Regions from separate parts of the Homo sapiens genome. Here region 1 is linked to region 2. A link is an interaction called in ENCODE POLR2A ChIA-PET data of the cell type or tissue named here. Cell type or tissue: PC-9. All regions are shown on one strand. Links, peaks and the distances in the headings refer to the core of each region. The heading gives the core; the rest is flanking DNA.

Region 1 (5,390 bases), core at 140-5,139, 94 kb after region 2:
GGGACTTTACCATAAGTCAGGGCTTGGGCACAATAACCTGAATTATGGTCAATAATAGTGTAAGGTACTATATTATCTTAAGTCATTGGTGGAATGAACTGGTGATGTAAATCTATATGTCAATCAACCAATACCATGAAATGGCATTATTATTTCTAATGTAAATGGGACCTATGGGGTCCTGGATAAAATTCTACTGCCGTATTCAGAATGTTAGGCCACTTTTAAATGGTATTTTTAGTTTCAAGGATAATGTGTAGAAATTGAAGAGGGCTCAGGCCATAAATTATTAAATGCATTTGGTCATTTGTTTAGCAAATGTTTATTGAATGCCTACCCAATGAAATCACTTCCCTAAGTGGGCCTTGAGGAGATGGTAATGAATGGGATAGGGGCTGTCTCTGTCTTTTGGAGACAAGCAACTCACATGTCAATTAGTTAATTATAACTGTAATGCATGCTAGATGAAGTACAGGATGCTAAGAATGCGTCTAATAAGGGGAACCGGTACAAATCTAGGGGTGGTTGTCAGGATGTTTAAACTGAGATCTGGAAGATGGGGAGAAGTCATTTGGATAAAGTAGAAGGGAAAGCACATTCCAGGAAGGAGGACAATGGGCTGAGGCCCTGAGGTTGAAGGAGCATGGATTTCCCAGAATTAAAAGATGTTTCGTGTGGCTAGAGTGCAGAGAGGGATCAGTGTTGGAGAATTTGACTGGTGGAAAATCAGGAAGGCAGGACCTTCTGGGTGAGATTAAGGAGTTTAGATTTGCCTTTTGAGAAATCGGGGAAACTTATGCGCATTAGTGAAATGAACTGAGAGATCACTCTGGCAACAGTGTGGAAGTGGGTGGGCAGCTGTTCCAGGAGGGATAGGGGAGACCACTTAGGAAGTACTGTAGTGCCCCAGATAATAAGTGATAGGGGCTTACACTAAGGTGGTGGCAGCAAATGGAGAGATGCAGACCAATTTGAGAGACATAAAATAGCTCCCTTGGGAAAAGAGGCTACTTTTTTCCAGAGAAGAGAAGGCAAAGGTTTTGTATGTTTTAAAGTGTTACCATGAAGAGGGTATTTGGCTGGTTGTCATCTATCTCCACAGAGAAAGAAAGAAGAAATTACCTTATCATTTAATGAGGCAGAATTTGAGATCTTTATTATCATAACAGACTTGCCAATAGAAACTGTATAATTTTTATATGAGGTACTTTTAAGATGCAGAAATCAACCCTGGAGGCAAGGAGATGAATGCGATGATCCCTTGAATTATTTCCTACTTCAAATTATATTATTGCTCAGTAAATTTGCCTGGAGCATCATAATGTCTTAGGAATAATGGAATATATTCTATGTAAAACTCATCTCAATCTTGAGCACTGAGTATTTCCAGAAGTTTTGCTGAAGTATTTTCACATTTTATAAGTGTGAGAAAGAGAAAAGCAGACCCTGACAGCTGGAAAGTGTCCTGGCACACACAGCTGGACCATGGTGTTGCTGAACATAAACACCAACACTGGACAAGGCCACTCTGTGACCATGGTGGACCAAGACCAAAACAAAACCACTCTATAGTCAGGGTTGAACACAGACAAAAACATGAGCATTATCCAAACCACAAAAATGGCCAAACATCTCCATATCCTGGCTGATATAACTGACTGCCACTTTAAAAAAAAAAAAAACAATGACAGCTTTAGCTTCACCCCAATCATCTCATCATCTAAAACAGACAAGAATTAAGGACCCAATCACAGAATTACTCCACTTCCTGATAATGTCCAATCCAGAGCACAGCCCTGCTTTCTGGAACTCTTCCCCAACTCACCTAATCAAACTCTAATCCTAATAATAAGCTCTTTCTAATACCTCTTACTGAGATTGCCCCATAGTTCCCTGCATGGTTCTCCATTGCTAGAAGTCAAGGATCCCAAATTTGTTCAACTGCAGATGTGTTCCTGGCAGTCTTTGGCTGGAGGTCATTGGCAAGTGTAAGGAACAGACTGTAGGTTTTGTTCTTTTTCTCCCCCTTTTGTTATTGGAATAAACATTTTGAATTTTCTATGTTCTGCTGTATCATATAGCTGATTATCTTTTAATTTCCTCTATGATTCCTTGATATGTGTAAGGTCACAACATTCTGGCTTTTTAAAAACCTTGTAACCCACTTCTTTGCCTTTCTATATCATCAAGTTCTTATATCATGGGAAACATAATCATTGACAAAAAATCTTTGACTTTTTTGTTACCACTTTCAAATAGAAAAACGATTAAGGAAATGATATAAAAAGTATAACAATTTTAACAACTCAGCCAAATCATACTGCTTGTTTTTGTAATTATAGCGTCTTCCCTTATCCTCAAGGGATATCTTCTAAGCCTACTAGTGGATGCCTGAAAACTCAGTTAATACTGAATGCTACATGTACTATGTTTTTTCCTATGCGCACATTTAATTTATAGTTTAGACATAGTAAGAGATTGATAAAGGTAACTAATAATAAAATAGAACAATTATAACAATATACTGTATTAAAAGTTATGTGAATGTGATCTCTCTCTCGCTCTCTTTCTCAAAATATTTTACTGTACTGTACTCACCCTGCTGTTTGGCCACTGATACCTGAAACCATGGATAAGTGAGAGACTACTGTGTAAGGTTATTCTATTTGAAGCAAAAGTGGCTTTGTGTATGTGTGTTCAAGAGTCTTAGTTTGCCCTTGTTTGTGGGATATTTCAAAGATACTTCAGTCTTCTGTATCCGTGTATGAGTATTCGTTGATGATGCTCATTATTCATTATTTGTGCATGGGCAAACTGCTGAATAGTGACTTCGTATACATAGCTTTCTCTTTTAGCTACCTCTCTATGTAGGACACAGTACTCAGCAACGTCTTGTTTATAGTAGATTTGGGACAGACTTTGAGAGGAATTTGGCCATCTGTAGGTACCTACATTAAATGGCTCTCTGTGTTTGGGGAATGTTGCTGTTGAGAGAAATACTGCAATGTCAAGGACTTTATTTCAGAAATACACAAGTCCTCACTGCAATTTGTATCACATTCCGGTGAAATATAAATGCTCAAATAAAAGCGTAATGTTTATCTGCATGTATTTTTTGGTCTGCTTGTGTAATTAAAGTGACCATGTACTCATTATTCACATGCTTTTCTTAAGTCAGTGAACACTCCCTTCATACCCCTGTGTTTTTCTTGATGGAATGCTTTCCCTTTTATGAATCAGAAGCAGTCAGAAAAGGTGAAAGAAGGAGGTAGCTGAAAGAAGGAGGCAGCAGGGAATTATTATATGACACTGGTTGCTAAATAATAACTCTACTGCATCATTTTACCATGCTTTTGGGATCAGAATGAAGATGAGGTAAAGGAGGCGGTCTAAGAAAGAACAATTCTTTTTGCAGCCCAAACTGTTAATCACATTCTACTACATAGTAATTAGTATCTTGAATACTCCTAGGATGTTACTTCTATTTTGACAGAAAGAAAGGACACCAAGAATGTGGAAAATAATTAGATATGATCAAGATTTGGAACACCTAATAGAAAATCATTTCTATTTTATTTCTTGAGAGAATATGAACATTGCTTTTTTTTTTTTTTTTCTGAGATGGAGTCTTGCTCTGCTGCCCAGGCTGGAGTGCAGTGGCGCGATCTCAGCTCATGGCAACCTCCGCTTCCTGGGTTCAAGCAATTCTCTGCCTCAGCCTCCCGAGTAGCTGGGATTACAGGTGCCCGCCACCATGCCCAGCTAATTTTTAAATTTTTAGTAGAGACAGGGTTTAACCATGTTGGCCAGGCTAGTCTTGAACTCCTGGCCTCAGGCAATCTGCCCACCTTGGCCTCCCAAAGTGCTGGGATTATAGGCGTCAGCCACCGTGCCTATAATTTTTTATAACATTGCTTTAATAAATTAAATAATTTAAATCTTTTGAACAGCCATGAATAGCAATTAAATGTATTTGTTAAATTATTTATAATTCATTAATTCTCAAATATTAAATGTTAGCCTACAAAAAGTCACTTTTAAATTATTAAATCTAACGTTTTAAGAGTGGAGTTGGTTTTACAATTTGGAAACTTTTTTTAATTAATAAAAAGATCACTAAAGGTTTTCTTCTGGAATAGTTTCATAAGGAAGAAGAATTACACAATCACTCTGTCACCCAAGCTGGAGTGCAGTAGTGGGATCATAGCTCAGTGTAGCCTTGAGCTCCTGGGCTCAAACGGTCCTCCTGTCTCAGCCTCATGAGTAGCTGGGGCTACAGCTTCATGCCACCACACCAGACTAATTTTACTTTTTATTTTTTTGTAAAAATGGTGTCTTGCTATGTTGCCCAAGCTTGTCTCATCTTTTTAAAGGATGTTTCTGTTTTGTTTGATTTATGTTACATTGTTTACCTTTTTTGTTTTAAAACAATTTGAAATTTACAGAAAAGTGCCAAAAGTAGTACAAAGGGCCAAAGAGCTGTTTATATCCTTCAGCCAGATTTCCCAGTTGTTAGCATTGTCCATATTTGCATCCTCTTTCTCTCTTCCTCTACACACACACACACACACACACACACACACACACACACACACACACATCACATCACATCACATCACTGTAGGTTTTTCCCCCTGTGCCACTTGAAAATAAGTTGCAGACAAAATCTCTTAATATTTGGCACATATTTACAGTTCCAAAATCAAAATTATGAAATCAACATTTATCTAACACTACCATCTAATCCACAGATCCCATTCAAACATTGCTTATTTTCTCCAAAATTTTCTTTGGAGTTTCAGAATCCAATCAAGGGTCATACATTTGTTACTCCAACTTGGAACAGTTCCTAAATCTCCCTTTCTTTCATGATGATGACATTTCTAAAGGGTAATGCCACTTACATTGCAGAATCTCTCATGACTTAAAATTTTGACTTTTGTATATGTTACATAATACAGATGATTTGTCCAAAGAATAGCACGTGTGTAACTTGTAAACAAATAAATGGAGGTACATATTCAATTTTTTTTTAACCACTGGTGATACATGTAGATAAAGGGTTGGAGATCACTTGCTAGGTGATCAACAAGAGTAACCAGCCACTGTCTAGAAACTGGATAATAGAAAGAAGAGAATGGGCAGTTCATCTTGAGAATTGTTTTGGGAGACCAGGAGCCTTGAGCTGCTGAATCTTGGTTCTGGATAAGTACATTATTTTAAGCCTTGAATCATTATGTGTTCGGATGCTTCATTCTAATATAAAAACTTGGTGTAGCATTTTGTGATATAGAAATTTGAAACCTATGTTTTAAATTATTTGAATAGTACTTGATTCTAATGGCTGTCATAGTTGAAAAAGTTCTTCTAAAGACATGTACGCCCAAATG
Region 2 (5,390 bases), core at 304-5,303:
AAAAAAAAAAAAAAGAAGAAGAAGAAGAAAAAGAATACATAGCAAGTTAGCTAGAACTAACTTGTTTTTGGGAAACAGTTTTATTTAGCCATTCTTCTATGATGTACAGCCTATTGCCATGTATACTGAGCATTCATTATTAGACATGTAAGTCTAGAACAGATTTATCAGGAAGCATGGAAAGAACACTAGGAAACAGGAGATCTGACTTCTAGTCTGGACTTTAATTAAGTAACTGGGCCTCAGTCCCTGTGAACTAGGGCAGATCAGTTTATTCCTGAAAACCACAGGATTTTCAGTTCAGCAAGTCAGTAGAATGACATGGTCTTCTGTGTTCACATTTTTAATTTCTGTTCACAGAAGTTACAAATCATCATCATGATGTGAAAAATCTGGGAGTTATTTGAACAGTAAGAAAATAGCATGCAAATACCATCTTTATTAGACATACAAAAATGAACGAACTATCATTTTGCTTCTTTTTAGTAGACCCGAAATCAGTCATGTAGGTAAAATCTTTTCTACAGTTACTTCTTTGGAGGAATACATGTGCTCATGCACGTCCGTTTCCTTCTTTCTGTCTCACTGTGTGCAATAATAATATCAATCAATTTATTAAAACAACACCAGAAGTACACACACACACACACACACACACACATTCTGTCTCTCTCACACACACACACATTGACTCAGCCTCATTGTCTTAATCTACAGTGAATTTAACAGAGTACAAAATAAGATTAATCTTGGAAGTTAAGAAAAAGCTGAAAAGTATAAATTGAGGTCTATAAAATGACTTTGAGGAAATGAATGAAAGCCCATTATTTGAACATTTTTACTAGCTAATAACAATCTATGCTGTCTTCTACCCTGGGAAGATTGAATAACCTGTTAAAGCACTTTTGGATAACTTTTTAGGATTTTATGATAATATTTATAACCTATCATCTTTGTATCAGAAATAATGTCAGTCTTAGAGCCTTAGACGTTTGCAGATCTCTCCTCAGATGGAAATGCTGTTTAGACTCTAAATCAGCACTGTCCAGTAGATATATAATATGAGCCAAAAATGCAAGCCAGATATATAATTAAAAATTTTCTAGTAGCTACGTATAAAATGAATAGATATAAGAAATTATTCTGAATTTTATGTGTATATATATATATATATGTATATATATATATATATATATATATATATATATATATTTTTTTTTTTTTTTTTTTTTTTTTTTTTTTTTTTGAGACGGAGTCTTGCTGTGTCTCCCAGGCTGGGGTGCAGTGGTGCAATCTTGGCTCACTGCAACCTCCACCTCCTGGGTTCAAGCCATTCCCGTCTCTGCCTCCCGAGTAGCTGGGATTACAGGCATGCGCCACCACAGCTGGCTCATTTTTGTATTTTTAGTAGAGACGGCGTTTCACCATGTTGGCCAGGCTGATCTCGAACTCCTGACCTTAAGTAATCTGCCCTCCTCGGCCTCCCAAAGTGCTGGGATTATAGGCATGAGCCACCAGACCTGGCCAATAATATATATATTTTTTACCCAATATATAAAAAATGCCATTTCAGCTGGGAGCGGTGGCCCACGCCAGTAATCCTAGCACTTTGGGAGGCCAAGGCGGATGGATCACTTGACGTCAGGAGTTCAAGACCAGCCTGGCCAACATGGTGAAACCCTGTCTCTATTAAAAATACAAAAATTAGCCAGGCATGGTGGCGGGCACCTGTAATCCCAGCTACTTGGGAGGCTGGGGCAGGAGAGTTGCTTGAATGGGGAGGTGGAAGTTGCAGTGAGTCGAGATCATGCCATTGCCCTCCAGCCTGGGGCACAGAGCAATACTATGTCTCAAAAAAAAAAAAAAAACCACAAAAACAAAAAACCCACAAAAATATAATTTCACCATGTAACCATTGTGAAAAATTATTAAGGATGTATACTTACTTTCTTAGTACTGAGTCCTTCAAACCTCCAAATCCAGTGTTTATTTTGCTTTTTCCTTTTTTTTTTTTTTTTTTTTGAGTTGGAGTCTTGCTGTGTTTCCCAGGCTGGAGTGCAGTGGTATGATCTGAGCTCACTGCAACCTTCGCCTCCCAGGTTCAAACGATTCTCCTGCCTCAGGCTGCCAAGTAGCTGGGACTACAGGCGCCTGCCACCATGCCTGGCTAATGTTTATATTTTTTAGTAGAGATGGGGTTTCATCATGTTCCCCAGGCTGGTCTTGAATTCTTGACCTCCGGTAATCCACCTGCCTCAACTTCCCAAAGTCCTGGGATTACAGGTGTGAGCCACTGCACCCGGCCAAATCCAGTGTGTATTTTTCACACATCTTAATTCAGTAGCTAAATTTTAAACAATTAAAACTAAATGGAGTCCTACTAGAACAATCAAGTTGTGTTTAATGGGAAAACATTTTACACTGTTTCCATTTAAAAGTAAAATTGAAATTGATTAAATAAAATTAAAAGTTAAACTCAGTCATACTAGCCACATTTCAAGTGCTCAATAGTTACCAATGGCTGGTGGCTACTGTATTGGATAGCAGAGACATAGAATCATCCCCATCATCAGTGAAAGCTTTATTGGACAATAAATCTTTAAACCTTTCATTGCAGAAGATTGGACATATTTTGTTATTTTTAAAATTTAGGATCTGCATAACAACATTTTAGTCAGCAATGGACCACATATAATGACAGTAGTCCTTTAAGATTATGCCAAAATTTTGCTGTACCTTTCCATGTTTAGGTATATTTAGATATACAAATACTTACCATTATGTTACAGTCGTTTGTAGTATTCAGTACAGTAATATGCTGTAGAGGTTTGCAGCCTAAGAGCAATAGACTAGACCATAGAGCAGGGGTCCCCCACCCCTGGGCCATGGTCCACCATAGGTCCGTGGCTCATTAGGAACCGGGCTGCACAGCAGGAAGTGAGTGGTGGGCGAGTGAGCATTACAGCCTGAGCTCCACCTCCTGTCAGATCAGTGGTGGCATTAGATTCTCATAGGAGCCTGAACTCTATTGTGAACTGTGCATGTGAGGGATCTAAGCTGTACATTCTTTCTGAGAGTCTAATGCTTGATGATCTGAGGTGGAACAGTTTCATCTGGAAACCATCCCTTCTACCCCCAGCCATGGAAAAATTGTCTCTCATGAAAGCAATCCCTGGTGCCAAAAAAGTTGGGGACCTCTGCCATAGAGCCTAGGTGCCAAGTGTGTAGTAGGTTCTACCATCTAGGTTTGTGTAGGTACACTCTCCAGTGTTTGCACAATGATAAAATCACCTGACTCATTTCTCAGAATGTATTCCCGTTGTTAAGCAAGACATGAAAGACATGACCATATTAATTCTTACAGATAGTCTTGTGATTGCCTAAGTCTCACGAAATTGAACTTCTGATTATGAAGATCTGTGACTGTTTAACTCTATGGTTTCATTACTAGTTATTTGATCTGACTTCCCCTCAGCCCCAGATAGATAGATAGATAGATAGATAGATAGATAGATAGATAGCATGTCAGTGTCTCATTCTGTCACTCTGTCACCCAGGCTGCATTGCAGTGGCACAATCATAGCTCACAGCAGCCTAGAACTCCTAGGTTCAAGTGATCCTACCTCCTCAGCCTCCCAAGTAGCTAGGAATATAGGTATGTGCCAATACATCTGGCTGATTTTTAAACTTTTTGTAGAGATGGGCGTCTTACTATGTTGCCCAGGCTGGTCTTGAACTCCTGGGCTCAAGCGATCTTCCTGCTTGGGCCTTCCAAAGCACTGGGATGACTGGTGTAAGCCACCATGCCATGCCTAGCCAGCCCATTCTTTTAACTTAATTAAGTGGCCACAGACTAACATCTAGCAAACAATTGGCTTTGAAAGCAATGAATTTCTATATGAAGCACCTTATGAATTACAAAATAAATGCACTTTATAATTTTTTTCTGCTACCAAGATCACTGTTTCAGACAAAAGACAACATTAACACTTAAGATACCCATTTCAGTATTGTAAACATAAACAACATTTGGGTGTAAATTATTAAAGGAAAAAAGTTGAGAGAAGACATAGAAATAGTAGCAGAAATTTTAGGTTAATTTTTAATGTAGGCAGATGAACTAACACTAATGAAAGCTTTTTCTCCAAAGGTGAACCACTGCCACAGCCACCACCATTTCCACCACTAGCACACATACAGGCAAAATATTTTATAATGCAGAATAAGATTTAAAAAAAAAAGTCAGGAGCATGAATAAATTAATATTATTCCTCTCTTCATTAAAGGGCTCAAAGTTCATTGGGAGCTTTTTGTAGCAGCTTGGGCGCATTAGAAAGCTGTCTCCCATTTGAAAGGAGAACAGGAAAGCACATAGGGAGGAGAGGTTTGATTTTTGGAAGGCAGTCCTTTCCTAGAAGAGGATGATTTGGGTCTGCTCTGAAGGAATAAGAATCTGTGGAATAATGCTTTTTGACCTTTTCCTCGTTTGGTGCCACCCTCCATGGCTACCACTGTTATATTTATGTTTTTGGGTCCTGGGAAATTCACATCTTCACTTCTGGGAGATAAAAAAAAAATAGGGTTGTCTCAGTTTGGTAGCTCATGCCTGTAATCACAGCACTTTGGGAAGCCGAGGTGGGTGGATCTCTTTAGTCCAGGAGTTCGAGACAATCCTGGGCAACATAGTGAAACCCCGTCTTTACAAAAAATAAGAAAAAATTAGCCACATGTGGTGGTGCATGCCTGTGGTCCCAGTTGTTTGGCAGGCTGAGGTAGGAGGGTCACTTGAGCCCAGGAGGTAGAGGTTGCAGTGAGCCGAGATTGTACCACTGCACTCCAGCCTTGGTGACACAGTGAGACCCTGTCTCAAAAAAAAAAAAAAAAAAAGAAAGAAAAAGAAAGAAAAAGAGGTTTATTTTTGAATAGACTTTTACTCTCCACTGTATGTTGGCCGAATGCACTTTCTAAATTAGATGACCTGTATTGTCAGTGTACCCTAGAACTGTGGTCACATCTCAAGAAAAGTCCTGGCTTCCCTCTGGTCTGGGTCCTCCTCCAGCGTCGTGCAGTGATGCTGAGGTGCATTTTTGACTTTGAGTCTGAGTCGTTGAAAAATGTACCTAGGCGACAAATGGTAGAAGCTTAATACTTCCTACATTTTTGACTGAGTTTTAAACAGTCCTGAAGATCATTATCTTCCCACCAAACCTCCGATAAGTGCTGTGTAGGCATTTTAAATAAATCTTACATTTTACTCAAAGGACTAGGTGGTTAATTCTGATTCTTTCACAAAAGGGTCTTCCTCAGCTTCTCCTTTAATTTTTTCTTTTATCTAAACTACCATTAATGTGCCAGTAACTCCAGTTATACTATGCATTTTATATACAGTA

What was found. ChIA-PET counts read pairs that join two places held together with the same protein. Peaks named below come from ENCODE experiments on the same cell type or tissue, not always from the same donor. Only the 100,000 strongest peaks of a DNase experiment are listed, where the experiment ranks them.
Region 1: POLR2A ChIA-PET joins it to region 2 with 6 read pairs; 3 of 35 experiments call an interaction of 5 or more read pairs at or near these places.

The regions. Positions count from the first base shown.
Region 1 is chr3:20,199,851-20,205,240 of GRCh38, forward strand. No RefSeq gene overlaps it. Among named protein-coding and RNA genes, the nearest start is that of SGO1, 16 kb to the left of the region's middle. In PC-9, for the core only: no CTCF peak of the experiment used is centred there; no DNase peak of the experiment used is centred there.
Region 2 is chr3:20,105,805-20,111,194 of GRCh38, forward strand. The region is part of intron 5 of KAT2B (lysine acetyltransferase 2B); the gene reads left to right. Among named protein-coding and RNA genes, the nearest start is that of MIR3135A, 29 kb to the right of the region's middle. In PC-9, for the core only: no CTCF peak of the experiment used is centred there; a DNase peak (open chromatin) is centred at 3,287.